Linked DNA regions of Homo sapiens: region 2 is linked to region 1. A link is a loop called in an ENCODE intact Hi-C map of the cell type or tissue named here. Cell type or tissue: Caco-2. All regions are shown on one strand. Links, peaks and the distances in the headings refer to the core of each region. The heading gives the core; the rest is flanking DNA. Region 1 has its middle 150 kb from the start of BCAS1-AS1. Region 2 has its middle 120 kb from the start of ZNF217.

The links. Peaks named below come from ENCODE experiments on the same cell type or tissue, not always from the same donor. Only the 100,000 strongest peaks of a DNase experiment are listed, where the experiment ranks them.
Region 2: it touches region 1 in a loop (4-fold over the local background); 9 of 110 quality-filtered maps call a loop at or near these places.

What each region holds. Positions count from the first base shown.
Region 1 is chr20:53,758,059-53,773,292 of GRCh38, forward strand. No RefSeq gene overlaps it. Among named protein-coding and RNA genes, the nearest start is that of BCAS1-AS1, 150 kb to the right of the region's middle. RefSeq lists enhancers at 4,723-5,389, 9,591-9,760, 10,083-10,679. In Caco-2, for the core only: a CTCF peak has its summit at 6,208; DNase peaks (open chromatin) are centred at 5,953 and 9,273; H3K4me3 peaks cover 603 bases.
Region 2 is chr20:53,701,429-53,716,662 of GRCh38, forward strand. No RefSeq gene overlaps it. Among named protein-coding and RNA genes, the nearest start is that of ZNF217, 120 kb to the left of the region's middle. RefSeq lists enhancers at 6,575-6,624, 9,885-10,786, 10,787-11,687, 11,688-12,589 and a silencer at 14,108-14,308. In Caco-2, for the core only: no CTCF peak of the experiment used is centred there; DNase peaks (open chromatin) are centred at 7,023 and 10,007.

The DNA of each region.
Region 1 (15,234 bases), core at 2,321-10,320:
AATACTAATACGTAGAAAAATTAACTGATTTGTAAACCAATGCAGGATAGAATAGAATAGTTGATGTATTTATTTAATTACAGTTAACAAAATAATAGTATTTATTAATACATGGCAACTCTTATGTAGTACTTATTACATGCTGGGTGGTGTCCTCAGCAGTTAATATATTAATTCATTTTATGCTTTCCTATTTTGCAAATGAGGGAACTAGGAAACCAAAAGGTTAAGAGCATATATATATATACTTTTTTTTTTAGACGAAGTCTCACTCTGTCACTCAGGCTGGAGTACAGTGGTGTGACCTCAGCTCACTGCAACCTCCGCCTCCAAGGTTCAAGTGATTCTCCTGCCTCAACCTCCTGAGTAGCTGGGATTACAGGTGCCTGCCACCATTCCTGGCTAATTTTTGTATTTTTAGTAGAGATGGGGTTTCACCATCTTGGCCAGGCTGGTCTTGAACTCCTGACCTCAAGTGATCTGCCTGCCTCGGCCTCCAGAAGTACTGGGATTACAGGCATGAGCCACCATGCCTGGCCAGGTTAAGTATATTTTAAAAGTCCCACAGCTGGTGAAGTGCCCGGTGAATATGAAGGTCAGCCATTCGGATTTGAGAGTCCCCCTGGTAACCACACAGCACTTCTGTGCATGCTCTTTACCGATCTCCCATAAAAGGTGGACGAGACAATGCAGAGAACTGACAGATTCCACAAAGGAACAAAAGGTGGGTAGTGATGTGGATCGGGACTGCTGGACTGGTAGGGACCACTTTATTGGGGCTGCCTGAGCAGAGACCCTAAGGATGAGAAGCGACCAGCAATCTGGGAAATGGCCCTTTCCACAGAGAGAACAGCAAATGCAGGAACCCCAGGCAGGGAAGAGCCTGGCACATTTCAGGGACAGAGAGAAGACTGCGTGACCAGGGCAAGCTGTGCCATGGAGACCGAGGGTCAGAAACGTAGGAGGGATATCCAATATGACTTCAATTCAAATTCCATTCAAAAAAGAAAATTCCTCACCATCTGCTCAGGGTTTTGCAGGGGGCTTGAAGTGGCTGGCATTTGTCATAGAGCTCAAGAATATGTAGAAATCGTTTGTTTTGTTTTGTTTTGTTTTTTGAGATGGAGTCTCATTCTGTCGCCCAGGCTGGAGCGCAATGGTGCAATCTCGGCTCACTGCAAGCTCCGCCTCCCGGGGTCACGCCATTCTCCTGCCTCAGCCTCCCGAGTAGCTGGGACTGCAGTCGCCCGCCACCACGCCCGGCTAATTTTTTTGTGTTTTTAGTAGAGACGAGGTTTCACCATGTTGGCCAGGATGGCCTTGATCTCTTGACTTTGTAATTCACCCGTCTCGGCCTCCCAAAGTGCTGGGATTACAGGCGTGAGCCACTGCAACTGGCCGGTTTTTTTTTTTTTTTTTTTTTTGAGACGGAGTCTCGCTGTCGCACAGGCTGGAGGGCAGTGGCGCGATCTCGGCTCACGGCAGGTTCCGCCCCCCGGGGTTCACGCCTTTCTCCTGCCTCAGCCTCCCGAGTAGCTGGGACTACAGGCGCTCGCCACCTCGCCCGGCTAATTTTTTGTATTTTTAATAGAAACGGGGTTTCACCGTGTTAGCCAGGATGGTCTCGATCTCCTACCTCGTGATCCACCCGCCTCGGCCTCCCAAAATGCTGGGATTACAGGCATGAGCCACCGCTCCCGGCCAACTGGCCATTTTTTGTTGTTGTTGTATTTCAGCAGAGTCACAGTTTTTTTTTTTTTTTTTTTTTTTAGTAGAGACAGGGTCTCACCATGTTGCCCAGGGTGGTCTCGAACTCCTGAACTCAGGCAATCTGCCCTCCTCAGCCTCCCAAAGTGCTAGGATTACAGGAGTGAGCCACCGTGCCCGGCCAAGAATATGTAGAAATCTTGAACATCATTCCGTGTCATTTGAAAGCCTTTAAGCATTTCAGAATCTTTGCTTCCTTAGTAAGTGTCCAAACATAATTGAGTATCTCTGTAATGATTGGTGGTCTGACCAGAGCAACAGCTCTGGGTCCAATGACGCAGGTTGAGTTCCGTGAACTTGCAGCAGTTTGAGCTGCACTTATGTGAACCTCAAGACTTCCCCAAAGTGGAGTTTCTTTGGTTGTGGTTTAAAAATAAATTTTAAATATTAGGTTATTTTCTTGTGATTTACATTATTTCTAAAAATGGGGCACAAGGCCAAAAATAAGAAAGAGAAGAAGGTAGGCTTTGTATAACCTGTTTCCAGTGAATCGAGATTTCACTGTCATTTGTATTTGCCTCCACAGAGGAGACTCTTGGAGGAACCATGGATTTGGCAGGTAAATAAAAGGGTCGAGTTGAGGGAAAATATTCATAGCCCAGTCAAATATTTTGCAACAAAAATGAATGCAATGGCACCACTTGGAATTGATACATTCGCTTCATAGTCTGAGCAGAACAATCGTAGCACATTGGCAAACCTGATAGTTAAGGCATATTGGACTCCAATTGCTCACTGTTAGGGGCAAGGGAAGCCCATTTGATTGCTTTTTTTTTTTTTTTTTTTTTAGGTGGAGTCTCACTCTGTTGCCCAGGCTGGAGTGCAGTGGCGTGATCTTGGCTCACTGCAACCTCTGCCGCCTGGGTTCAAGCAATTCTCCTGCCTCAGCCTCCCGAGTAGCTGGGATTACAGGCTCCTGCCACTGTGCCCAGCTAATTTTTGTATTTTTAGTAGAGACGGGGTTTCACCATCTTGGCCAGGCTGGTTTTGAACTCCTGACCTTGTGATCCACCTGCCTCGTCCTCCCAAAGTGCTAGGATTACAGGCGTGAGCCACTGTGCCGGGCCTTGATTGCTTTTTAAAGGCAAACACTCAGAGCTTTTCACAGAATATTAATGAAGAGGAGAAATGAAGAGTTCAGGCACCCTGGGTTAGAATCCCCAAATTCCTAATTCCTTGAAGTGTGATATTAATGTCCCTGAGCCTCAACTTCCTCATCTGTAAAATGTGCATAAAAACAGTACCTACTGGCTGGGCATGGTGGCTCACGGCTGTAATCCCAGTACTTTGGGAGGTCGAGGCGGGTGGATCATCTGAGGTCAGGAGTTCAAGACTAGCCTGGCCAAGATGGTGAAACCCCGTCTCTACTAAAAATACAAAAATTAGCTGGGCATAGTAGCAGGCGCCTGTAATCCTACTCAGGAGGCTGAGGCAGAGAATCACTTGAACCTGGGAGTCAGAAGTTTGCAGTGAGCTGAGATCATGCCACTGCACTCCAGCCTGGATGACAGAGTGAGACTGTCTCAAAAAAAAAAAAAAAAAAAAAAAAAAGTACCTACTTTGCAGGGCTGTCTTGAGGATAATGATTACATTGATGTAAAGAAGTTAGTTCAGGGCCTGGTGTGAGTAAAGCCTCAGTTAACACTTCTATTTGCTTCTGTTCCCATCATATCCTTCCCAGCCCTTAGTCTGTGACCCCAGTGCTACTATACTATGGCACATCATTGGGTGGCCTCAGAAGGCAGTAGGATGAATATCACTAGGCCCATAGTGTGGCAGAGAAGGAAGACATCACACTGTGCCCTTACAGAGAAGTTGCTTCTTTTTTGTTTTTGAGATGCAGTCTTGCTCTGTTGCCCAGGCTAGAGTGTAGTAGCGCGATCTTGGCTCACTGCAACCTCCGCCTCCCGGGTTCAAGCAATTCTCCTGCCTCAGCCTCTGGAGTAGCTGGGATCCACCACGCCCAGCTAATTTTTGTATTTTTAGTAGAGACAGGGTTTCACCATATTGGCCAGGCTGGTCTCGAACTCCTGACTTTGTGATCTGCCTACCTCGGCCTCCCAAAGTGCTGGGATTACAGGCGTGAGCCACCGCACCCGGCCGAGAACCTTCTCCTTACAAGGAGCTTTTGCTCTATGGCAGGGTTTCTATTATATTCAAATTCTGGGAGAGGCCATCCTTTGTTGAGGGGCCATCCTGTGCACTGTAGGATGTTAAACAGCTTCTCTGGCCTCTGCTCATTACATACTAGTAACACGTACCCCATGTTCCAGGAGGCGACAGAAAAACATGCCTTTGACCTTTGCCCAGTGTTTCTCTCAAGGCAAACTCACCCCTGGGTGAGAATCTCTGGTTTATAGACATGTGCCTGAATGGGAAAATGGGTCAAATGTTAGTGCCCACCTTTGTCCTTTTTTTTTTTTTTTCCCTGACAGGGTCTCACTCTGTTGTCCAGGGTGGAGTGCAGTGGTGCAATCATAACTCCCTGCAGTCTCGAACTCCTGGCCTCAAGTGATCCCCCCTCCTCAGCCTCCTGAGTAGCCGGGACTACATGCACCACCAAGCGTGTCTAATTTTATTTTATTTTTTTGAGACGGAGTCTTGCTCTGTTGCCAGGCTAGAGTGCAGTGGCGTGATCTCGGCTCACCGCAACCTCCGCCTCCTGGGTTCAAGCAATTCCCCTGCCTCAGCCTTCCGAGTAGCAAGGACTACAGGCATGTAGTCCAGGCACGCTAATTTTTTGTATTTTAGTAGAGAGGGGGTTTCATCATGTTGGCCAGGATGGTCTTGATCTCCTGACCTTGTGATCTGCCCGCTTTGGCCTCCCAAAGTGCTGGGATTACAGGTGTGAGACACCGCACCCTGCCCCATGCGTGGCTAATTTTAAAGAATTTTTTGAAGAGACGGGATCTTGCTCTGGCTGGCCTCTAATTCCTGATCTCAAGTGAGTCTCCCGTCTTGGCCTCCCAAAGTGCTGAGATTACAGGGGTGAGCCACCATGCCCTGCCTCAAACTCTTCAAAAATATATGCTTGGTCAACCTTTGAGATTCTTTTAGAGTGTTCAGGATTGGAGAAGAGATATGCATCTTTACTGATGGGAAAACTTTATTTGTTTATTTATTTATTTATTTATTTTTGAGACAGAGTCTCACTCTGTCTGCCCTGGCTGGAGTGCAGTGGCGCGATCTCGGCTCATTGCAACCTCCTCCTCCAGGGTTCAAGTGATTCTCTTGCCTCAGCCTACCGAGTAGTTGGGACTACAGGAGTGTGTCACCACGCCCAGCTAATTTTAGTAGAGACAGGGTTTCACCATGATGGCCAGGCTGGTCTTGAACTCCTGACCTCAAATGATCCTCCCGCCTTGGCCTCCCAAAGTGCTGGGATTACAGGCATGAGCCACTGTGCCTGGCTATTTTTTTTTGAATATTGAACTTGATTCTCATAAAGTATTGCTACCTTCATGATGCTGTAGGAGCTGGCTCTTTCTTGAGGGTAAGCCACAATCTCATCCACCACAGGTTAGCTACATTGGCTGCTTTCTGATTCTCAAACACAAGCCCTTGTCTACCTCAAGACCTTGGCACTTACTGTCCCTGTGTCTGGAATGTCACCTCTGCAGACTACCTGTTACTGCCTGACCTCCTTGAATTTCTGTACCTACATGATTTTTTCAGGAAGGACCTCCTCTACCCCCTCTCCACCCCTAGTTATTCTCTTTTTCACGATCTGGTTTTATTCTTCATAGCACTCACCCAAACCCAATTTATTGTTATTTTTTAGATTGTATATTGCCTACCTGCCCCTAAAAACATAACCTTCTTGTCAAACATGTTCATCTGTGTATCCGCAGTGCCCTAGCCCAATATCTTGCCTACAATCGGTGCCAAATAAGTAGTCTCTGAATTTGCTGTTGACTTGGTGAATTTATAAACAGGTAATCAACATTTGGTTGCAGTCATCTTTGATTTGTAGGCAACTGAATTTTATTTCCAATTGCCAAAAGTTGTCTTTATTTGGGATGACAGCACCAAAACCTTTGCTGTCTTGTGCACCATGAATATGAAGCCGAGATGTCAGGTGATACCAGATAAAGAATACGTCATGGCAGCTCTTTAAACATGTAAACATATTAAACATTCAGGGCATCAGCCCCTGGCTCGTGGAGAATTCCATCCTTTAGCACATGACAAGTTGGGGTTTACAGTCAAAGTCCACTTAGCAAATGTTTGTTCTACAACGTGCTTTCCTTTTGTTTCCTGTAAGTATGGCTTCATGCCCTGCCAGGATCTGAGGTCATAGAAACACGAGGAGACGATTAACATATCAATGGAGGGGTCTCTTTGGAATCCAGAATTTGGAATGATATTTGCATCTTGAGCTCAGAAGCCGTGCAGGCGAGCCTGCTTATTGATTGCCTTTAATTTCCCCTTAAAACAGTGTCTTTTTCTGAAGAAAAGATTAATAGAGGAGGGCTCAGTTTGTCGCGTGATTTATGCTCAAGTCCTGCCTCCTTTGCATTCAGAAGCGCATTGCAAGCTCGTCCCCACCCCTGAGATGTTTGGATTCAGTTTCTCAAGAAAAATAGCTGCTGGTCACCAAAGCTTACAGCTTAATTGAATTTGTCTTTGTCCACTTAATCTTCATGCTTACAAAAAGTGGGGGTGGGAGGATTTATACAGAAGAGATGTACCTAAAATATACACGCGATCATTAGGAGGGTGGGCTGAAGAAAGAGATATAAAATGAAAATGAGGGTGCCACTTAGTCTATGCTGCACTTCTCTTTGCTTAAGGCATTGATAAATACACTAGTATCTCCCCAGTATAAACATGAGAACCTAAGAAGTAAATTGTATTGTACCAACTCTGAGCTGTTCCATCATTTTTGTTTTGGCTAAAAATTTGTTTTTTTTCTTTGAGGGAAGAAAAAGACACAAAAGGAAAGTGAAGATTTCTGTGTTACATAAAGTTTGGGACCTCTTTCTATAAATAAATAGCTGGCTATATTCTGTGTCACTAATAATCATAACACTAATAGTAGCAATCAATTTATCAAGCACTTTTTTTTTTAGCCATTGCACTAAATGCTTTATAATTTTTTTTTTTTTTTTTTTGAGACGGAGTCTTGCTCTGTCGTCCAGGCTGGAGTGCAGTAGCGGGATCTCGGCTCACTGCGAGCTCTGCCTCTCGGGTTCATGCTGTTCTCCTGCCTCAGCCTCCCGAGTAGCTGGGACTACAGGCGCCCTCCACCACGCCCAGCTAATTTTTTATACGGGGTTTCACTGTGTTAGCCAGGATGGTCTCAATCTCTTGACCTCGTGATCCGCCCGCCTCGGCCTCCCAAAGTGCTGGGATTACAGGCGTGAGCCACCGCGCCCGGACTTTTTTTTTTTGAGACAGAGTTTTCGCTCTTGTCACCCAGGCTAGAGTGCAATGGCACGATCTCGGTTCACTGCAACCTCCACCTCCTGGGTTCAAGCAATTCTCCTGCCTCAGCCTCCCAAGTAGCTGGGATTACAGGCACCCACCACCATGCCTGGCTAATTTTTGTATTTTTAGTAGAGATGAGGTTTCACCACGTTGGCCAAGCTGGTCTCAAACTCCTGACCTCAGGTGATCTGCCTGCCTCGGCTTCCCAAAGTGCTGGGATTACAGGCTTGAGCCACTGCACCCGGCCAGGGCTTTATAATCTTTATCTTATTTAAACTTGACTCCAACTTTTTTTTTTTTTTTTTGAGACCGAGTCTCGCTCAGTCGCCCAGGCTGGAATGCAGTGGTGGGATGTCAGCTCACTACAACCTCCGCCTCCTGGGTTCAAGCAATTCCTTGCCTCGGCCTCCCGAGTAGCTGAGATTACAGGCGCCCACCACCACACCCAGTTAATTTTTGTATTTTTTTTTTTTTTTTTTTTTTAGTAGAGACAGGGTCTCACCATGTTGGCCAGGCTGGTCTCAAACTCCTGACTTCAGATGATCCTCCCACCTCAGCCTCCCAAAGTGCTGGAATTACAGGCATGAACCAGCATGCCTGGCTTTTTTTTTTTTTTTTCTTGAGAGACAGGGTCTCATTCTGTTGCCCAGGCTGGAGTGCAGTGGTGCAATCTTGGCTAACTGCACCCTCCACTTCCCAGCTCAAGTGATTCTCCTGCATCAGCCTCCCGAGCAGCTGGGATTACAGGTTCTCACCACCATACCCAGCTAATTTTTGTATTTTTAGCAGAGACAGGTTTCACCATGTTGGCCAGGCTGGTCTCGAACTCTGATCTCAAGTGATCTGCCCGTCTTGGCCTCCCAAAGTGCTGGGATTACAGGTGTGAGCCACCATGCCCGGTTGACTCCAGAATTCTGAAAGAGGCCCTATTATGTTATTCCCATACACACAAGGCTTAGAGAAGTAAAGGAAGCTGCCGAAGTTTGTCCCGTGGCAGACCCAGATTTTGAAGCTGGGCGTATTAGACTTGAAAATCGAAGACTGCAGTCCTACCAAGAGAAGGACGTTCATTTGGATTTGCTTCTGTCTACATTTATTTCTCCAGCATGGTGGATGGAGGAGGCATGAACTTCCCAGTTACTCAGCCTTGAGCTTCTTGTCTTAAGTCTGCCTCCAAGACTTAACCAGCGGGCCGTATCATCTACCATGGCCAAGTAAGATTACTGCAGACTGTGCTCTTCAAATCTGTAGCCTTTTGTTATTCTACACGGTCACTTTTAGTCTGACTTAAGATGCTTGAGTGACACAAGGAGCAGAGAGGGAAGCTAGGTCGGTAAGAATCTAAGTGTGACCCCGATGCACCATAAGATCCCCCCTCGTGCCAACCAACAAGATTAACATCCAAGGTACTAATAAATGGAACGGCACCCCCCAAGGTGTAACTCCTTGAGAAGTTAACAATTATATTTTTATCCTAAGTAAACCCAATGATGCTGGGCGAGGTGGCTCATGCCTGTAATCCCAGCACTTTGGGAGGCTGAGGCGGGCAGATCACGAGGTCAGGAGTTCGAGACCAGCCTGGCCAACATAGTGAAACCTCGTCTCTACTAAAAATACAACAAATTAGCCGGGCGTGGTGGTGGGCACCTGTAATCCCAGCTACTCAGGAGGCTGAGGCAGGAGAGTTGCTTGAACCCGGGAGGTGGAGGTTGCAGTCAGCCGAGATTGCGCCATTGCACTCCAGCCCAGGCGAGAGTGTGAGACTCCATCTCAAAAAAATAAATGAATAAATAAATAAATAAAATAAAATAAACCCAATGGTGCTGAAGGTTGGAAGCTGAGTGTGTGGGAAGTAACCATTTGAGTGTTTCCGAGTTTCTTTCTTTGATGGCGGACATAGCGATGGACTGAATGTTTGTTTTCCCTCCAAATTCATCTGTTGAAATCTTAATCCCTAATGTGTTGGTATTTGAAGGTGGGGATCTTTGGGAGGTGGTGAGGTCATGAGAGTGGAGCCCTCATGCGTGGGATTAGTGCCCTTATAAAGGCAATCCCAGGGAACTTTCCCTTTCTGCCACGTTGGCAGTCTGCAGCCTGGAAGCCGGCTGTCACCAGAGCCTGATGGTAGTACCCAGAGGTCAGTGGGAGTCAGAGATCAGGATACCAGATGCTGACATTCTGTTCTCTGACTTCCAGCTTCTAGAACTGGGAGAAATCAATGTCTGTTGCTCTAAGCTACCCAGTCTATGGTATTTTGTTACGGTAGCCCAAAGGGACTAAGACAGACATGTAGAATGATTTTGGCCTAGTGATCAAAATTGTGCTAGGATTAAGTTTCTGGAAGAAAGAAATTTTGAAAGAAAAAAGTGAAAGTGCTTGCTTTCTAGTTTGGAACCATGATTTCGGATTCCCTGGTCCTATGGCTCTTTGCACTTCCCCTACACCTTTCCAATGATTGCTTCATTTACTCAAACCAAAACCAAAACCAAAACCAAAACAAGCCCCAAGTCCCCCAAACCTGTTAAAAGATACCAGTGGAGCATTGGCTATGTGCAAACTCTGTGACAGACACCGGGAATGAGACACCAAGGCAGATAAAAGTCTTACAATCTAATCAAATGGAAGCACACACCAAAGAAATACTTTCACAACTAATCATTTAATTACCATGCTTTCCCCACAAAACATTTTATTACTATAATTGATATTTTTCTTACCATTTTTGGCAACATTAATCAAATAATAAATTTCATCTGGAAGAACAAGCCAGCAAAATAGACAAGGAAATTCACAAAGGTAATAACAAAATAGTAATCTTGACATATTCAATATATTTGTAAGCAAAGCAAAGTGACATTGCCTTAAAATATAGAGAGGTATCAACAGAAAAACAGAGAAAACTCCTGAAAGAGTTCAACTCATTATATAAATTTTAATTTGGTTGCAGTTAATCACCATTTTCAATTTGCTGTGAAGAGAAATATACATGGGATGCAATGAGACTATGTCTGAGTTGCATCCAAACTTCTAACCTACCCCGTCTACTTGTGATTTCTTTTCCATTTGCCTCACTGTAGTGTATTGGCTAAACATGTAGACAGGTAGATCTGACTACAGGGTTTCATATCTGGTTTTGGCCCTTCGTGGATGTGTAACCTTAGCTAAGTTACTGAACCTACCTGAGCCCTAGGTCCCTCAGCTGTCGAGTGAAAATAATAGAAGTACCTACTCCTAGGCTTATCATGAAAATCAGATGAGATGATCTGAGTGAAAGCACTTAGCCTTGGAATGGAGCACACAGCAGGTGCTCAATTAAGGCTAGTTGTTATTATTAGTCTCTGAAAGTGATCTCTACATTGTTCTCTCCCCCATGCCGGGAGGCACTGAATTAACTTACTCAAGATGCGACAAGGAACATAGTTTGGAGACTGACTTAGCACTGACCTGCCCCTGTCAGAGCCTGGACATTGTTCAATAGCTGTGCATTTTGGGGCAAGCCACACACCCCCCTGGGAGACCCCATTGCCCTCATCTACAAAAGGAAGATGATAAATCCCTTTGACAATTAGAGTTAATAAGTAGAAAACACTTAGCTCAGGAAATGTCCGCTGCTGTTATTATTTTTTTTTAAATTTGTATTTTTTTGTAATTTTATCGGAGCCTCTTTTCATTATACAGCTGCTGTTATTATTACATTAATATTATTTTTAGGCTCTGTAAAAAACATAATAATGCCTTACTATGTCTTTTAATCCCACAGGTTTAGTGGTGTTTATGCCTCAATTTGAAAGTGGAATTTCAAAGTCCACTGAAAGTCTTTCTCTGAAGAGTGAATTGTCTTTATCCCTTAGCGTCTCTCCTGAAAGCTCTTATTTGGTGAGTAAATTTACAAGACGGGTGCTAGATAAGGGATTCATGTGGAGTTTGTCCTTAAAACACTTCTTTAATCTCTGCAGTTGCTGTGGAATTTGTGTCATTTTTGCTTGGGTGATCAGATTACATTTCATAAACAATATCCCCTATGTTTAAAAATCTTTAAACAGCCACTTGGAAGTAGCTTGACGTGGACTACAGTTAATGCCTTGTTTAATGTGGCTCCTCCGTGGTAGACAGGGCTGACAATCAACTGCATATGCCCGCATCAGACTCCTAAGTAGATTTCTATATTTTACAGAATTTTTTTCTTATTTGAACTAGTTTTTTGGTTTTCTAATATCTCATATAGGATAATTTTGGTACAACGATGGTTCTTGTAAGCTTCCAAAAATTGGAATCATTTTTATTGCTCTTTTGCCCTTGTTAAATCTTGGTTTTCTTCATCCAGAACTTTCTTTTGAGACAGGGTCTCACTCTGCTGCCCACGCTAGAGTGCAGTGCTGCAGTCTCGGCTCACTGCAGCCTCAACCTCCCAGTCTCAAGCCATCCTCCCACCTCAACCTCCTGAGTAGTTGGGACTACAGATGTGTGCCACCAAACCAGGATTCTAGAGAGATACACACACACACACACACACACACACACACACACACACATATATACATATATATACACACACACATATATATACACACATATATATATACACACACACATATATACACACACACATATATATATATATACACACACACACACACATATTCTTTTGAGACAGAGTCTTTCTCTGTTGCTCAGGCTGAAGTGCAGTGGTGCAATCTCGGCTTGCTGCAACTTCCATCCCCCAGGTTCAAGCAATTCTCCTGCCTCAGCCTCCCAAGTAGCCGGGATTACAGGCGTGCACCACCATGCCCGGCTAATTTTTCTGTTTTTAATAGAGACAAGGTTTCACCATGTTGGCCAGTCTGGTCTCAAACTCCTGACCTCAAGTGATCCACCCGCCTGGGCCTCTCAAAGTGATGGGATTACAGGTGTGAGCCATCGTGTCCGGCTGTATTTTTTAAAATAGAGATGAGGTTTCACCATGTTGGTCAGGCTGGTCTCAAACTCTTCGGCTCAAGTGGTCTGCCCGCCTTGGCCTCCCAAAGTGCTGGGTTTACAGGTTTGAGCCACTGTGCCCAGCCAGAACTTTCAAACATCAAAATTGCCAGCTCACTCTGACCCTTCCCCACCTTAATCACCCTGGGAATGACTGGGGAGAACTGGATATTTTATTTTCTTAACATGGTAAAACCCCATCTCTACTAAAAATACAAAAATTAGCTGGGCATGGTAGCGCACGTGCATCTGCCTCTGTTCACTGCAACTTGGTCTGGCCTCAGGGTTTTTTGCCCTTGCTTTTCCCTGGGCCTCTACAGTTCTGCCCCCAGAGCTTTGCCTGGCTCTTTTTTTTTTTTTTTTTTTTTTTTTTTTGAGACAGAATCTTGCTCTGTTGCCAGGCTGGAGTGCAGTGGCGGGATCTCAGCTCACTGCAACCTCTGTCTCCTGGGTTCAAGTGATTCTCATGCCTCAACCTCCCGAGTAGCTGGGACTACAGGTTCGCACCACCACACCCATCTAATTTTTGTATTTTTAGTAGAGATGGGGTTTCACCATGTTGGCCAGGATGGTGTTAATCTCCTGACCTCGTGATCTACCTGCCTCGACCTCCCAAAGTGTTGGGATTACAGGTATGAGCCACCGCGCCTGGCCTGCCTGGCTCTTTTCTAACTGTTCCTGTTCAGCAAAAATGTCACTTCCTCCAGGAGCCTTCCCTGATGTCCCCTGCCCTGCTTCAGTGGCTTCGCAGCACTGAGCAGTATCTGGAATTGTCTTTTCTATTTAATTCTAGCATTGTTTTTCCCCTCCCCTTCTAGAACAGGGTAGAATAGGAGCTGTCACTCTCAACACTATTGACAGTTGGGACCAGGTAACTTTTTGTTCCAGGGGCCGTTCTGTGCCTGACAGGGTCTGTATGTAGTGTGTCCCCGGCCTTCACTCACTGGATGCCACCAGCAGCTTCTCCTTGCCCCCCGCCAGCTGGACAATAAAAAATGTCTCCAGATATTACCAAATGTCTTCTGGGGCAAGGGGGCAAAATTGCACTGATCTAGAATTTAAGGTCTTTTTTTTTTAAGAGACGGAGTCTCGCTCTGTTGCCCAGGCTGGAGTGCAGTGGCACAATCTCGGCTCACTGCAACCTCTGCCTCCTGGGTTGAAGTGATTCTTCTGCCTCAGCCTCCTGAGTAACTGGGATTACAGGCACGCACCACCACGTCTGGGTAATTTTTGGAATTTTTAATAGAGACAGGATTTCACCATGTTGGCCAGGCTGGTCTCGAACTCCTGACCTCAGGTGATCCACCCGCCTCAGCCTCCCAAAGTGCTGGAATTACAGGTGTGAGCTACTGTGCTCGGCAATATCTGTCTAATTTTAGCTCCTGTTTTCTTAACCACTCTGCCATAGCACTTCTGTTAAAGCTATTCGGCAACAAATAAATCTTTTTTAGCATTAAAAATACAAAAAATCATGCTAAAAGATGCCCAGGGCTTCTGTTATTATGACCTATGCTTCCTTCTTGTGTCTTTAAAAACATTCAATTGTTACTGTTTATATTTTCTCTATTTTAAAATTTTAAACCATCCCCGCACAGCTTGCCTGGAAACTGTTGACACTGAAACATATAGGTTAAATTCATACAAGCTGGCCTATTATAGTCTTCCTGCAAAGTGCACAGTGAATTGCAAATGTTTGCATTTCCCATTAACAAGAAAATTAGTGTCTCTAGAAACAGTAGTCTTCTCTGGACCAGCATTAAATGCCTGTTTTGTTCTTTTCAAGTTGCTCGAGTTCATAATGGGGCTTTGGTCCTCATATCTTTTTTTTTTTTTTTTTTTGATACGGAGTCCTGCTCTGTTGCCCAGGCTGGAGTGTGCAATGGCGTGATCTCAGCACACTGCAGCCTCCGCCTCCAGGCTTCAAGTGATTCTCCTGCCTTAGCCTCCCGAGTAGCTGGGACTGCAGGCGACTGCCACCACGCCCGGCTAATTTTTTTGTATTTTTAGTAGAGACGGGGTTTTGCCATGTTGGCCAGGCTGGTCTCTAACTCCTGACCTCAGGTGATCTGCCCGCCTCAGCCTCCCAAAGTCCTGGGATGACAGGCGTGAGCCTCAGCGCTCAGCCTGGTCCTGGTATCTTTCACTTACTCTTCACAATTGTGTGTGACTTCTTTTCTGGTTGCAGGATTGGTTACAACCTCCTCCATTAAGCCTGAATTAATCTTTACTCTCTGATTCCTGGACCATATCCTTGAATGCTTGCATCCTAACATCCAGTAAGACACCTCCGTACTGCCTTTTTCATCCTGGCAAATCACAAACTGATACTTCCAGCACTTTGGGAACAAACTTCTGCTACAGGACACAAATGCATGGCTGCTAGGAAGCTCTTGGTGCCTGAAAACATATGCCAGGACTCAGAGCACAGGTGTGTGTGTGCGTGTGCATGTGTTGGATTGTTATAAATTTATTAATTTATTTTGGGGAGTTTTTGGAAAAGGTAGCAAAACAGCCTCACAGGGAATCACTACTGTTCAGGGAAGTATTAAATAGAAAATGATTGGGCTGGGCGCGGTGGCTCACGCCTGTTATCCCAGCACTCTGGGAGGCCACGGCGGGTGCGAGATCAGGAGTTTGAGACCAGCCTGGCTAACATGGTAAAACCCCTTCTCTACCCAAACTACAAAAATTAGCCAGGCATGGTGTCACACGCCTGTAATCCCAGCTACCCGGGAGGCTGAGGCATGAGAATCACTTGAACTTGGGAGGCGGAGGCTGCAGTGAGCTGAGATTGTACCACTGCCCTTCAGACTGGGTGACAGAGTGAGACTCTGTCTGAAAAAACAACCAAACAAACAAACAAACAAAAAAACGAAAAAAAAAAGAGAATGAGTGAATCTTTATGTATTTTAAAAGGTGTTGGCCAGGTGCAGTGGCTCATGCCTATAATCCCAGCACTTTGGGAGGCCAAGGCGAGCGGATCATGAGGTCAAGAGATCGCGACCATCCTGGCCAACATGGTGAAACCCCATCTCTACTAAAAATACAAAAACTAACTGGACC
Region 2 (15,234 bases), core at 2,697-10,696, 56 kb before region 1:
TTCCAGGGCTCAAGCGATCCTCCCACCACCTCAGCCTCCCGAGTAGCTAGGACCACAGGCTCAAGTCACCACTAATTTTTTTGTATTTTTTGTAGAGACGGGGTCTTGTCGTGTTGCCCATGGCTGGTCTTCAACTCCTGAGCTCAAAGCGATCCGCCCACGTCCGCCTCCCAAAGTGTTGGGATTATAGGCATGAGCCACTGCGCCCAGCCGGGTGGCTTTTTTCTCTTCAATATGCCCTTGAGGTCCATCCAAATTGCGGCATGCGTCCACAGTTCATTCCTTCCCATTGCCAGGAGTTTTCCTCATATTATATTATAAGCAATAATATATTATTTTCATTTAAATCACTCTAAAGTAAGTAAAAAATGGAGCTATAAAGACAATGTTTTACTGAAAAAGCTACTCATGGCTTTATGCTGCTCAGGTACTGACTTGTCTGATCCTTAAAACAGGCCTGCGGCCGGGCACAGTGGCTCACGCCTGTAACCCAGCACTTTGGCAGGCCGAGGTGGGCGGATCACCTGCTGTCAGGAGTTTGAGACTAGCCTGCCCAACATGGCGAAACCCCGTCTCTACTAAAAATACAAAAAAATTAGCCAGGCGTGGTGGCATGAACCTATAATCCCAGCTACTCGGGAGGGTGAAGCAGGAGAGTCGCTTGAACCCAGGAGGCGGAGGTTGCAGTGAGCCGAGATCACACCACTGCACTCCAGCCTGGGGACAAGAGCGAAACTCCGTCTAAAGAAAAAAAAAAAAAAAAAGGCCGGGCGCGGTGGCTCACGCCTGTAACCCAGCACTTTGGCAGGCCGAGGCGGACGGACCACCACGAGGTCAGGAGATCGAAACCATCCTGGCTAACACGGTGAAACCCCGTCTCTACTAAAATAATACAAAAAAATTAGCCGGGCGTGGTGGCGGGCGCCTGTAAGTCCCAGCTACTCAGGAGGCCGAGGCAGGAGAATGGCGTGAACCTGGGAGGCGGAGCTTGCAGTGAGCCGAGATCGCGCCACTGCGCTCCAGTCTGGGCGACACAGCAAGTCTCCGTCTCAAACAAAACAAAACAAAACAAAACAAAAAAACCCCAGCAAGTCTTCGAATAGAATAGCAGACATTGCAGAACCATGGCGAGTGGAAACAAGATGAAATATGTCAACCTTTAGGGTATTACCTGTGTTCTTAAATAAAATAGGGCAGATTCAGTGTTTATAAATAGTGGGGGGGTGAGGGGGCGGGTGTGGTGGCTCATGCTTGTATCCCAGCATTTGGGAGGCTGAGGCTGGCGGATCACTTGATGCTAGGAGTTTGAGACCAGCCAGGCAACATGGTGAAACCCCATCTCTACTAAAAATACAAATATTAGCCAGGCGTGGTGGCGCATGCCTGTAGCCCCAGTTACTCGAGAGGCTGAGGCAGGAGAATCATTTGAACCCAGAAAATGGTGGCTGCAGTGAGCTGAAATCGTACCACTGCACTCTAGTCTGGGCGACAGAGCAAGACTCCATACATTTTTGTAGTTTCTTATGTATTTATTTATTTGAGACGGGGTGTTGCTCCGTCGCCCAGGGTGCAGTGCAATGGTACAGTCATGGTTCACTGCAGCCTCCGTCTCCCAAGCTCAAGTGATCTGCCCGCCTCACCCTCCTGAGTAACTGAGAACTCAGGTGTACAGCATCAAACCAGGCTATTATTATTATTATTATTATTATTATTATTATTATTATTATTGAGCCAGAGTCTCTCTCTGTCGACCAGGCTAGAGTGCAGTTGTGTGATCTTGGTTCACTGCAACCTTTGCCTCCCGGGTTCAAGCAACTCTCCTGCCTTAGCCTCCCAAGTAGCTGGGATTGCAGGCACATGCCAACACGCCCGGCTAATTTTTTGTATTTTTAGTAGAAACAGGGTTTCATCATGTTAGCCAGGCTGGTCTCGAACTCCTGACCTCAGATGATCCGCCTGCCTCGGCCTCCCAAAGTGCTGGGATTACAGGCATGAGTCACTGCGCCCGGCCCACTAAGCATGATCTTAAGCCTTAATGTTGTAGCACATATCAGAAGTTTACTTTTTAAATTTTTTATTATTTATTTATTTATTTATTGAGACGGAGTCTTTTGCTTTTGTCACCCAGGCTGGAGTGCAATGGCACAATCTTGGCTCACTGCAACCTCCACCTCCCAGGTTCAAGCCATTCTCCTGCCTCAGCCTCCCAAGTAGCTGGGATTATAGGCGGGTGCCACCAGGCCCAGCTAATTTTTTTTGTATTTTTAGTAGAGATGGGGTTTCACCATGTTGGTCAGGCCGGTGTTGAACTCCTGACCTCTAGTGATCCACCTGCCTCGGCCTCCCAAAGTGCTGGGATTACAGGCGTGAGCTGGCCTATTTATTTTTTTGAGATGGAGTCTTGCTCTGTCGCCCAGGCTGGAGTGCAGTGGCACAATCTCGGCTCACTGCAACTTCCGCCTCCCGGGTTCAAGCAATTCTCCGGCCTCAGCATCCTGAGTAGCTGGTACGACAGGTGCGTGCCACCACATCCAGCTAATTTTTGTATTTTTAGTAGAGACGGGGGTCTACCATGTTGGCCAGGCTGGTCTCCAACTCCTGACTTCAAGTGACCCGCCCGCGTTGGCCTCCCAAAATGATGGGATTACAGCTGTAAGCTATAGCGCCCGGGGTGTTTTTTATTTCATTTTATTTGTTTTATTTTATTTTTTGTAGAGATGAAGTCTTGTTATGTTGCTGAGGCTGATCTTAAACTTCTGGTCTCATGTGATCCTCCTGCCTCAGCCTCCCAAAGTGCTGGGATTACAGGCATAAGCCCCTGCATCCAGCCTGTTCATTTCTTTTCTTTCTTATTTTATTTTATTATTATTTTTTTTTGAGACGGAGTCTCGCTCTGTCGCCCAGGCTGGAGTGCAGTGGCCCAATCTTGGCTCACTGCAAGCTCCGCCTCCCGGGTTCACGCCATTCTCCTGCCTCAGCCTCTGGAGTAGCTGGGACTACAGGCGCCCGCCACCGCACCCGGCTAATTTTTGTATTTTTAGTAGAGACAGGGTTTCACCGTGTTGGCCAGGATGGTCTCGATCTCCTGAGCTTGTGATCCGCCTGCCTCTGCCTCCCAAAGTGCTGGGATTACAGGTGTGAGCCACCCCGCCTGGCCTGTTCATTTCTTTTAAAAACTGGATATGGCCAGGCGCGGTGGCTCATGCCTGTAATCCCAGCACTTTGGGAGGCCGAGGAGGACAGATCACGAGGTCAGGAGACGGAGACCATCCTGGCCAACATGGTGAAACCCCGTCTCTACTAAAAATACAAAAATCAGCCGGGCGTGGTGGCGTGTGCCTGTAATCCCAGCTACTCGGGAGGCTGAGGCAGGAGAATGGCTTGAACCAGGGAGTCGGAGGATGCAGTGAGCCGAGATTGCCCTGCTGTACTCCAGCCTGGCAACAGAGCGAGACTCCGTGTCAAACAAAAACAAAAACAAAACAAAAACTGGATACTATTCCACTGCATGGACGTACAACATCTTGTTTATCCGTTCATCCCTTGATGGAATTTGGGTTGCTTCCATATTTTAGGTATTGCGTGTAGTGTTGCTATGAACATGGCTGCACAAATATCTGTTTGCTTTCCTGTTTTCAATTTTTTTTTTTTTTTTTACCTAGGAGTGGGATTGTTGGATCATATGATAATGCTATGCTTAACTTTTTGAGGCACTGCCAGAATTCCAAAAAGGAGAAGAAGGAAGCAAATAAAAAGAAACCATAACAAACCTCACATTCTGGCTTAGAATAGATATGTGCACCAATTATATTTTTCCCCTCTCCTACCAAGCCTTCCATCTGTAATTCTGCTAGTTAATATTCAGAGAGAGAGACTTAGGAAAATATAGTTTGGAGTTTTCTTTGAAGGCAAGTCTTCCCTTTAGAAGTCCTGATAAAATAAAATTTCTCTATAACTTTTTGTATTTTTATTTTATTTAATTAATTTATTTATTTTTGAGACGGAGTTTCACTCTTGTTGCCCAGGCTGGTGTGCAGTGGTGCAATCTCAGCTCACCGCAACCTCCGCCTCCCAGGTTCAAGCATTTCTCCTGCCTCAGCCTCCGGAGTAACTGGGATTACAGGCATGCGCCACCATACTTGGCTAATTTTTTGTATTTTTAGTAGAGACAGGGTTTCTCCATGTTGGTCAGGCTGGTCTCGAACTCCCGACCACAGGTGATTCACCCGCCTCGGCCTCCCAAAGTGCTGGAATTACAGGCGTGAGCCACTGCGCCCGGCCTTTGATTTTCTTCTTATTATTATTTTGAGACAAAGTCTCGCTCTGTTGCCCAGGTTGGAGTGTAGTGTCATGATCCCAGCTCACTGCAACCTCCTCCTTCTGGGTTCAAGCGATTCTCCTGCCTCAGCCACCCGAGTAGCTGGGATTACAGGCGCCCGCCACCACACCCAGCTAATTTTTGTATTTTTAGTAGAGACAGGGTTTCACCATGTTGGCCAGGCTGGTCTTGAACTCCTGACCTCAAGTGATCCACCCACCTTGGCCTCCCAAAGTGCTTGGATTATAAGCGTGAGCCACCATGCCTGGCCAAACTTTCGTATTTTTAAATCATGCTTGACACTGAAGCCAAAATAAGTTCCTTTTCTGGGTGTATTTTTATTGTAATGTCCAAGGATACACATGAATAACTGCACATAATTGTAGGCTAGACCAATATTAGGCAAGCTGCATTCATACATCTCTTTCCTCAAGGCTGTGTTTGCTTGAATTTTCAAATTCTTGGTCACAATGAGTAAGTCAATTTTCCTCATGCGACTTCACCTTACAAGCAGGTAAGTTCTTAACTATATGCAACATTTGATTTCACCACATGTATGACTTTTCTAAGATTGTAACTCAGGCACCAAGGCATCATCAATTGAGGATAAAATTCTTTTGGAAACTCAAAATATTTCAGGAATCTTAAATATTCTACTTACAGATGGGATAAAATGTGTTCTCTGTCCATGGAACCAGAACATGTGGTGAGCACAATTCCCTGAAAAATAAAAATAAAAAACCCACCCTGTCTCTACATTCTGTGCATTTTGCTGTCTGTATGTTCTTGAATTGAAAGATCCTCTCTACCAGTTCTGAGAAGCAATTTGTTATTTTCCTCTAAACCCCTCGGTTGTGGCGAGACTTTCCTCCCAGCTGAATCGGTCTGCTGCAAGAATGTACTTGCGTGATACTTAATCCCTTAGTGGGAGCCCAGATAGAGTTTCTTGCCAGAACTAGAGATTGCCCCTTTTACAAATTCCCCTTTCTAAGCAAGCTATGATAACCCACATTTGGGGCCTGCAACATCCTTTCAGTGCATTTTTAAACAAGAGAAAAGGGCTCCATCTTGTATCATAAATTACAGTAACATCCTTTCTAACCACAGAGGTGCAGTTCACATGAGCAGAAACAGTCTATTTCAGGATCTCATGGGTAAGCTGTATACCCATGAACAACTGTATAAAGTAACTGTTTATAACTCCTAGACCAGTGGCACTCTGGTTAACTGGTTCTAGTGGGTGGAGGCAGAGGAGTCTTGGTTGTGTTTGTCAGTTTCCACGGTGTAAATATTCCCACCATGTCTAATTTTAGACTGCAGTCTGTGAGGATAGAGTTGAAAAGACATGTGCAAAATCAGCTTTCCAGAGCCAGTACAAAGAGTTCTGATGCACCACATTCTCAAACCTTCCTTTGACTTGAGACCCAGAACCGAAATCTCTTGAAACAGCAGCATCCTATTCTTTCTTGGACAAAGTTAACAAAAATGAGGTTTTGTTACAACCATGATATCTTGTCTCCATCACAAAACCCCAGAGGCCTTGCTAATTCTTTCCAAGTAACAGAATTTACCTAAATTGTGCCAAAGTTAATATTAAACCTCAATCACTGTTCTGACCCAGGGCATAAACATCCTGAGAAATCAAATGCTTTTTTGTATTAAATACATGTGTACGCACACACACAAGCTCACACACACATGCGCACACATACACACACAAACACAAGCACACACATATATACAAGCACACACACACACAAACACATACACACAAGCACACACATATATACAAGCGCACACATACACATGCACACAGGCTCAAACACACACATGCACATACACGTACACATGCATTCACACATTTACATACACATATACACAGGCACACAATACACACCTGCACACATACACACACATATACACACACAAAGCATCTCATTAGTGACTCCCTGCTGTGAAAGGAATTTTATTTAAAAATAATTGTCACATGTACTTTAGGACTTGTAATTATTTTAACAAAATGTTCTTGTCATGTTGATGACATTCTAATGACATGTTATTGGTATTTTTGTTCTCCAAATGCGAATGTTTCCCAGGAAACTGACCAGTGGGAAGGAAGGTGGGTGGGGAAGTGAAAGTGTGTCAGAAACTGCAAGTTAGAGTTCTGCTTAACTCAGTTTAAGTTCTAGGGTGACTAACATTTTCTAGGGAGGAAGAGCGTTCTGGTTTCTTAGGAGTAACTGCAAACCCCTTCTCTGGGATCCTCTGAGCTTCCTCTGCATCCTGAGCAAATGCTTGTGACACAGAGTTGGTGCTTTTGATTTCTTTATCTGATTATCCTATTAGATCAGGCTCTTCATCAAGTAGCTGGCTTCTTTATCTCTTTAACACTCTCCAGTGTCCAGAAAAGTACCTGAATTTGTGTGTGGAACAAGTGACATGACTTATTTTCAAAATGAAAATGATACCATTGAGATTTCAAGATTCAAATGAGCTCATATTTTTTATGAATTCATCCTATGCAATTCAGCCCCTTTTAAGGTCTCTACCGTGGCAGCCAACTCTGTTGAAAGTAGCATGGGAGAGAGTGGTTTTTGCAGATGGCTCAAGCAAATGACAAGGGGGTGATGTGTGGGTTAAAGGCAGCAGGTTAATAGTGTGGGCAGAGAGAGGAATGTGGAACGGAATCACAGCTTTGTTGTGGCACTGAATCGCTGTGAGCATTGGTTTGCTCAGCTGTAAACTAGGCTCACATCTAAAGCCTAAAGACGTTGTAAAGATTAAATGAGATAATACGCATGGAAGGCTTAACAGGCTGACTGGTCCAGGGTCATTTTCACTCAACAAATGTAGTTCCTGTCCCTGCCTTCCTCCCTCCACCAACTACCTCTTTTTTTTCAGTTAAGTGTGTTTTTAAAAATTGTGGTAAAATATACGAGACAAAAATCTACCAGTCTGACCATCCTCCCCTCCCCTCCCCTCCCCTCCCCTCCCCTGTCTTCTTTTCTTTCTTTTTTTTAACAGGGTTTCACTTTGTTGCCCAGGCTAAAGTGCAGTGGCATAGTGACAGCTCACTGCAGCTTTGACCTCCCCAGGCTCAAGCCATCCTCCCATCCTAGCCTCCAGAGTAGCTGGCACTACAGGCATGTACCACCATGCCCAGCTAATTTTTCTATTTTTTTTTTTTTTTTGTAGAGATGGGGTCTTGCTATGTTGCTCAGGCTGATCTCTCAAACTCCTGGGCTCAAGCAATCCTCCCACCTCAGCCTCCCAAAATGTTGGGATTACAGGCATGAGCTACCATGCATGGCCTCATTGTAACCATTTTTCAAGGCATGGTTCAGTGACAGTAAGTACATTCACCTCATTGTGCACCCACCACCACCATCCATCTCCAGAACTTTTTCATTATTCCAAACTGAAATGCCATCCCTGTTAAACACTAACTCCCCGGCCAGGCATGGTGGCTCAGGCCTGTAATCCCAGCACTTTGGGAGGCCGAGGTGGATGGATCACAAGGTCAGGAGTTTGAGACCAGCCTGGCCAATGTGGTGAAACCCCGTCTCTACAAAAAATACACAAATTAGCCAGGCGTGGTGGCGTGCACCTATAGTCCCAGCTACTTGGGAGGCTGAGGCAGGAGAATTGCTTGGACCCAGTAGGCGGAGGTTGCAGTGAGCTGAGATCGCGCCACTGCACTCCAGCCTGGCTGACAGAGCAAGACTCTGTCTCAAGAAAAACAAAACAAAACAAAAAAAACACACTAACTCCCATCCGCCCCTTTCCCACCTCCTGGCAACCTCCACTCTACTTTCCGTCTCTATACATTTCACTATTCTAGGTATCTCATATAAGTGGAACCATACAATATTCATATTTGTCCTTTTGTGTCTCGCCTCATGCACTTAGCATAATGTCCTCAAAATTCATCCATGTTGAGGCATATATCAGTATTCCCCTTTTTTTTTTTTTTTTTGAGACCGGCTCTCACTCTGTTGCCCAGGCTGGAGTGCAGTGACACAATCACAGATCACTGCAGCCTCGACCTCCCGAGCTCAGGGCTCAGGCAATCCTCCCACCTCAGCCTCCCAAGTAGCTGGGACCACAGATGCACACTGCTACATCTGGCTAATATTTCCTATTATTTTTGTAGAAGGGGATCTCCCTGTGTTGCCCAGGCTGGTCTTGAACTCCTGAGCGCGAGTGATCCTTCTTGGCCTCCCAAAGTGATGGGATTATAGGCGTGCCACCACACCCAGCCCAGAATTCTATTTTTTAAGGTGGAATAATATTCCATTGCATGTATATATTACATTGTGTTAATCTGTTCATCTGATGATGTACATTTGAGTTATTTCCACATTTTCACTATTGTGAATAATGCTGTGGTGAGTCCTGGTGTACCAATATCTGTTTGAGCCACCTCCTTTTTCAAAAGTGTGTTTGACAGTCTTGGACTCCATTCTTTTTTTTTTTTTGAGATGGAGTCTCGCCCTGTCGCCCAGGCTGGAGTGCAGTGGCGTGATCTCGGCTCACTGCAACCTCTGCCTCCCGGGTTCATGCCATTCTCCTGCCTCAATCTCCTGAGTAGCTGGGACTACAGGCGCCTGCCACCACGCCCGGCTAACTTTTTATATTTTTAGCAGAGATGGGGTTTCACCGTGTTAGCCAGGATGGTCTCGATCTCCTGACCTTGTGATCCGCCTGCCTCGGCCTCCCAAAGTGCTGGGATTACAGGCGCGAGCCACTGCACCCGGCCTTGGACTCCATTCTTACCTAAGACATTGATGGTATGTGTTCCAGAACAGCCTCCAATCTCCCTCCTTAGGATTCCTTGAGTCCAGGAGTTCGAGACCAACCTGACCAACATAGCGAGACCCTGTTTCTACAAAAAATAAAAAATTAGCCAGGCCAGGCACGGTGGCTCACGCCTGTAATCCCAGCACTTTGGGAGGCCGAGGTGGGTGGATCACCCAAGGTCAGGAGTTCGAGATCAGCCTGGCCAACATGGTGAAACCCCATCTCTACTAAAAATACAAAAATTAGCCAGGTGTGGTGGCATGCGCCTGTAATCTCAGATACTCAGCAGGCTGAGGCAGGAGAATTGCTCGAACCCTGGAGGTGGAGGCTGCAGTGAGCCGAGATTGTGCCACTGCACTCCAGCCTGTATGACAGAGTGCGACTTCTTCTCAAAAAAACAAAAATAAATAAAATACATAAAATGAGCCGGGCATGGTGATGCATGCATATAGTCCCAGCTACTCGGGAGGACTGAGGTGAGAGGAGGATTGCTTGAGCTCAGGAGGTCGAGGCTGCAGTGAGCTATGATTATGCCACTATAATCCAGCCTGGGTGACAGAATGAAATCCTGTCTCCAAAAAAAAAAAGAAAAGAAAAATCCAGAAAACCCCAACCCACCCTTTTCCAAGAGGGCTTCCCTGTTTCCCTTACCTAAAATGGCCCCCCTCTGTTATTCTCTAGCCCTTGATTCAGCTTCAGTTTTCTCATGAGAATTACCAGCATCTTATGGTAACGGATTGCAACGGGGTAGACCCCATCTAAATAACAGAAAATATTAGCCTGGTGTAGCAGTGTGTGCCTGTGGTCCCAGCTACTTGGGAGGCTGAGGTGGGAGGACTACCTGAGCCCTGAGCCCAGGAGGTCGAGGCTGCAGTGACCTCTGATTGTGTCACTACATTCCAGCCTGGGCAACAGAGCAAATTATAAATATTGATTTGTTTATTAACTGTCTCCATGGACTACTCTGTCAGATCAAGGAGGAAGGGCAGGAACTTAGCTGTAGCTGTATTCCAGTGACTAAAACAGTGCCTGGTATACAGTAGGTGCTCAACAAAAACATATTTAATGACTGTGCAGCATCTGGTTGCCTTACCTCTGCTTGTCTGCTACCCACTCAACCTGAACCACTGCTGGGGACACACACAGCCTAGTGCAGAAACATGTCTCTAGGTCTGGGAAGGAACTCATAAGCAGCCCTTTACCAGAGTCTGCTGACAAACACCAGTGTGAGGGCGTCTGCAGCCAGTGTGGCGAGCCACATCCTCGAGTTGTTTGGGATTCTGGAACAATCCAGGTGGTGAATGCTGATTCTGGCCTTGCCCTTCCCGGGGCTTGGTCTGACACATGACCCTGATCCCTAAGGTTCAGGGTGAGCTCTGGCTCACACGTGCCAACAGAGGTGAGTAAGGCTCGGAGAGGACAGTGCATGACACACGACAACCATGTTTTAAAACAAACCAGTTTCACTCACTTGCTCCTCATTGTTTTATGTAAAAACATTGCCTCATGGCGTCCACTGGTTCCACAGCCCGCCTGCTTCATTCCTGATACATGCGTTTGAAGAACTTGAAGTTTTCCTCCCTCCTTCCCTTCCTTCCTTCTTCCCTCCCTACTTCCCTCCCTCCTTCCTTCCCTCCCTTCCTTCCTTCCTTCCCTCCCTCCCTCTCTCCCTGTTTTCAGGAGCATCACAATGACCCTCAACTGAGTGTTATGTCCAAACAGGCTGCAGCTGGCCAAGCTGCCTCCTTCAGGCATTTAGCAAAACAGAAAGCCCCGGGAGCAGGCTGGAAATGGAAAGCGGGCCCCAGGGTACTTTACTTAACCCTTCAGGCACTTTGAGGTTAAAAGCGCCAACATGAATGCCCTTCGCCAACTCAAAATTGTATCATTTGGCAGCATTCCCACTAGTTCGTGCAGGTAAGAAATGAATGGTCTGCTTGCTTGGCAGCGAGCTGCGTGAACTTGGGCAGGTCACTTAACTCCTGTGAGCCCTGGTGTCTTCATTTTTAAAACAAAGCAGCTGAATCACTAACAACCACAACAAACTGACAAAGTATCTTGAGCGTGGATGTAACATCCATCAGCTTGAATTCCACTGAACTCACTCTGGAAAGGGGTTTTGCGGGAGAACTCAGGTGTCCTGTGGTGTCTCAGTTTTCCTCTGATGTCCTCAGATTGGTGATTGCAAAATCCACCAGAGTTGCTGGAAACCAGGCGTCTGTGACGCGGAGGTGAGGAAAGAAGAGGGCAGGTTACCGTAAAGCAGTGGCCGATTCCAAGGCTGGTCAACATGCTGAAACCCCGTCTCTACTAAAATACAAAAATTAGCCAGGCGTGGAGGCCTGGTTTGGCAGTGTCTGGAGACATGTTGGTTTTCCCAATGTGGGGAGGATCACCATGGGTCATCTAGCGGGTGAAGGTGCTGAGATGCTGCACAATAGACAACGCACAAAGCAATCCCCACAAAGAATTACCCAGCTCCAAATGTGCACGTGCTTGAGAGACTCTGCCTTTCTGGGGGCTGGGGTGAGCCAGGCTGCGAATGCTCCCTTTCTCTCACTAGCCGGCACCCACGATGGGACTTTAGCTTAGGGACCAGATCCTGGGCCAGGATTTTGATTTTTATTTTATTTATTTATTTATTTTTGAGATGGAGTTTCGCTCTTGTTGCTCAGGCTGGAGTGCAATGGCGCAGTCTCGGCTCGCTGCAACCTCCGCCTCAGGGGTTCAAGCAATTCTCCTGCCTCAGCCTCCGGAGTAGCCACCACCATGCCTGGGGCAGGATTCTGCACCAATTCTTCCCCAAACCCAGGTCCCCTCCTTCCTGCAGCCCCTTCCCCTCCCAGGGAGCCTGCCTGTCAACCCCAGTGAGTCCCTCGGGTCTAGTTGTGTTTGCTGGACTTCATTCATGCACTCAACAAACACTGAGCACCCCTCTGCACCTGATCCTGCCATCGGCAGCAGGGGACAATGATGACCATGACAGGGGACCATTGCCCTTGCTTGCTATAACCTTCCCCAAATGGGATAAAGAGGAATCCCCCGCACCAGGTGGACCAGGGCTGTGGGTGGACAAGGGCTCCTGCGCAGAACCATCAAATTCTTCCTTTCAACCCCAGCCCAAGGTGGGTCCTGGTGCTTCCCATAGTACCAAGTGTGCCTGGCAGAGGTGGAGAAAACTCCCAGGGGTCGGGGAGACACTGGGACCCCTGAAACGCCCCTCCCCTCTGCCTTGTGCGGAGTGGTCCCCAGTCACCTGGCTTGTACTAAAGACCCAGCACCTCCAACTACTGTGGAATGCGACAGGTCAGGTGAGAATGACGAAAGCTGAGCAGCGGAGCTGGGGGAGGGGATTGCACCACAGACCCCTCAACTCCCACACCCGCCCTCGGCCTTTCTTCCGCACAAGCTCCTCTTGTCCGCTGTGCTCTTCTCCTCGCCCTCCTTCTCTTCTTCCACAGGTGTCCCAGAGGCGCTGGCTCCACTTCCCTCCTTCACGTTTTTCCCTCTTAACTCTCTTCCCTGGTCTCTATCTCCAGAGATCTGAATTTCCTTATTTTCTTTCTTTTTTTTTTCTGGGACAGTCTCTGTCGCCCAGATTGGAGTGTAGTGGCGCAATCTGCAACCATCGCCTCCCCGGTTCAAGCGATTCTCCTGCCTCAGCCTCCTGAGTAGCACGGATTACGGGCACGCGTCTCCACACCCAGCTAATTTTTGTATTTTAGTAGAGACGGGGTTTCACCATGTTGGCCCGGCTGGTCTTGAACTTCTGACTTGAGGTGATCCACCCGCCTCGGCCTCCCAAAGTCCGAGGCGGGTGGATCACCTGAGCCACATCGCCTGGCCTCTGAATTTCTTTCTTGCCTTAGGCAGAGCAGCTTAGAGGCCAGTTTCTCTAGGGGTCGCCTGAAGCCATCTTTGCTTCCCACTCTGCAGACCTCCCAGCTGCCCAGGCTGCCTGTTCTTCCTTCAAAATCTATTTCCTATTGGTTTCCTCCTCCCATTACCCTGATCCCACCTGGTGCTGGCAAAAACTTCCTTGGCCAACTTCCAGCACCAGCCTAAGGATGCCATGGTCCTCTTCCTGGAAGCCCAGCCATTCATTCTGCAGCAGTGCATTCTAAGGGTGCTGGCTCTGGAGGCAGACGAACTAAACAGCGTCCCGACTGCACCGTTGCCTAGCTGTGTGACCTGGGACAAGTGACTTAACTTCACTGTGCCTCAGTTTCTTCATCTGTAAAATGGGTACCATGATCATCCCTGCCTCTTAGGGTTGTTTTGAAGGTTAAACAAATGAGTGAATATATAAAATGCTCAGAACAGTGTCTGGCACATAAGAAGTGCTTGATAATGTTGACAATTCCTTTTATTATTATTTTTGTAATCTTCAAGATTAAGAGTCTACTTCTTGTTGGTCGGGTGTGCTGGCTCATGCTCATAATCCCAGCACTTTGGGAGGCCGAGGCGGGAGGATCACTTGAGGCCAGGAGTTTGAGACCAGCCTGGCCAACATGGGGAAACCCCGTCTCTACTAAAAATACAAAAATTAGCGGGGGCGTGGTGGCGTGCACCTGCAATCCCAGCTACTCAGGAGGCTGAGGCAGAGAATCACTTGAACCCAGGAGGCAGAGGTTGCAGTGAGCCGAGATCATGCCACTGTACTCCAGCCTGGGTGACAGAGTGAGACTCCATCTCAAAAAAAAAAAAAAAAAAAGAGTTTACTTGTTTCCTTTCCCATAAAGTATTAAACGCTCCATTGCTGCTACCGAAGCTCTCTACGCATGTCTGCTTCTCCTCACCTATGCAAATCTAGATCTATCATAGGTAGGTCTATCATACAGATCTTCCTCTCATCTAATCCTGAGCTCCTGCTAGACAAGGAGTATGTGGAAGGTTTTCAGGAAACACAGCCCCTTCTCTTGAGGGAGTTTATGGTGTGAAACAAAATTCAGGAAAACTGATCACCCAGGTAGATCCCAGTCTGGCCCCAAGACATTTTGTTTGGCCTTCATGGCCAAGGTCGGCTCCAGGATATGCAACCTGGGCAGCTGCACAGGGCCCTGATCTCAGAAGGCCCCATGCTTGGTTTAATGCTTCAATACTGATGTCTTAAAACCCTTCACAAATTTGAACCAGGGGCACCAGAGTTTCCATTTACGGTGGGCCCTACACGTAATAAAGCTCTTCATAAGTCTGGCTTGCACCATTAATTATTCTTTTTTTTTTTTTTTTTTTGAGATGGAGTCTCACTCTATCGCCCAAGCTGGAGTGCAGTGGTGCGATGTCAGCTCACTGCAACCTCTGCTGCCTGGGTTCAAGCGATTCTCCTGCCTCAGCCTCCCGAGTAGCTGGGATTACAGGCACCTGCCACCATGCCCAGCTAAGTTTTGTATTTTTTAGTAGAGATGGGGTTTCACCATGTTGGCCAGGCTGGTCTTGAATTCCTGACCTCGTGATCCACCTGCCTCAGCCTCCCAAAGTGCTGGGATTACAGGCGTGAGCCACCGCGACTGGCCTAATTATTCTTTTTTAAAAATTATTTAATTACACTTAAAAAGTAGGATGCTGGGGATGATGGCTCATGCCTGTAATCCCAGCACTTTGGGAGACCGAGTCGGGTGGATTACTTGAGGTCAGGAGTTCGAGACCATCCTGGCCAACATGACGAAACCCCATCTCTACTAAAAATAAAAAAAATTAGCCAGGCGTGGTGGTGTGTGCCTGTAATCCTAGCTACTAGGGAGGCTGAGGCACGAGAATAGTTTGAACGCAGGAAGGGAAGGCTGCAGTGAGCTGAGATCGCGCCACTGAACTCCAGTCTGGATAACAGAGCAAGACTCTGACTCAAAAAAAAAAAAAAGGGAAAAAATCAAAGTATTTTCTTTCCCTCTGAGTCTTCCTGTTGGCTGAGAATGGCGCCAGTGATAAAACAGTAGTTTGTCTCTGACTTAAGGAGGCAAGGAGATGTGAAGACTCAGCGCAGTGTGGTGTCTTGGGTGGGATTCTGGAATAGGAAGAGGACATTAATTGAAAAGCTGGTGAAATTGGAATAAAGTCTGAAGCTGAGTGAATAGTATTTCATCAATGTAAATTTCTTAGTTTTAGTAAATGACTTA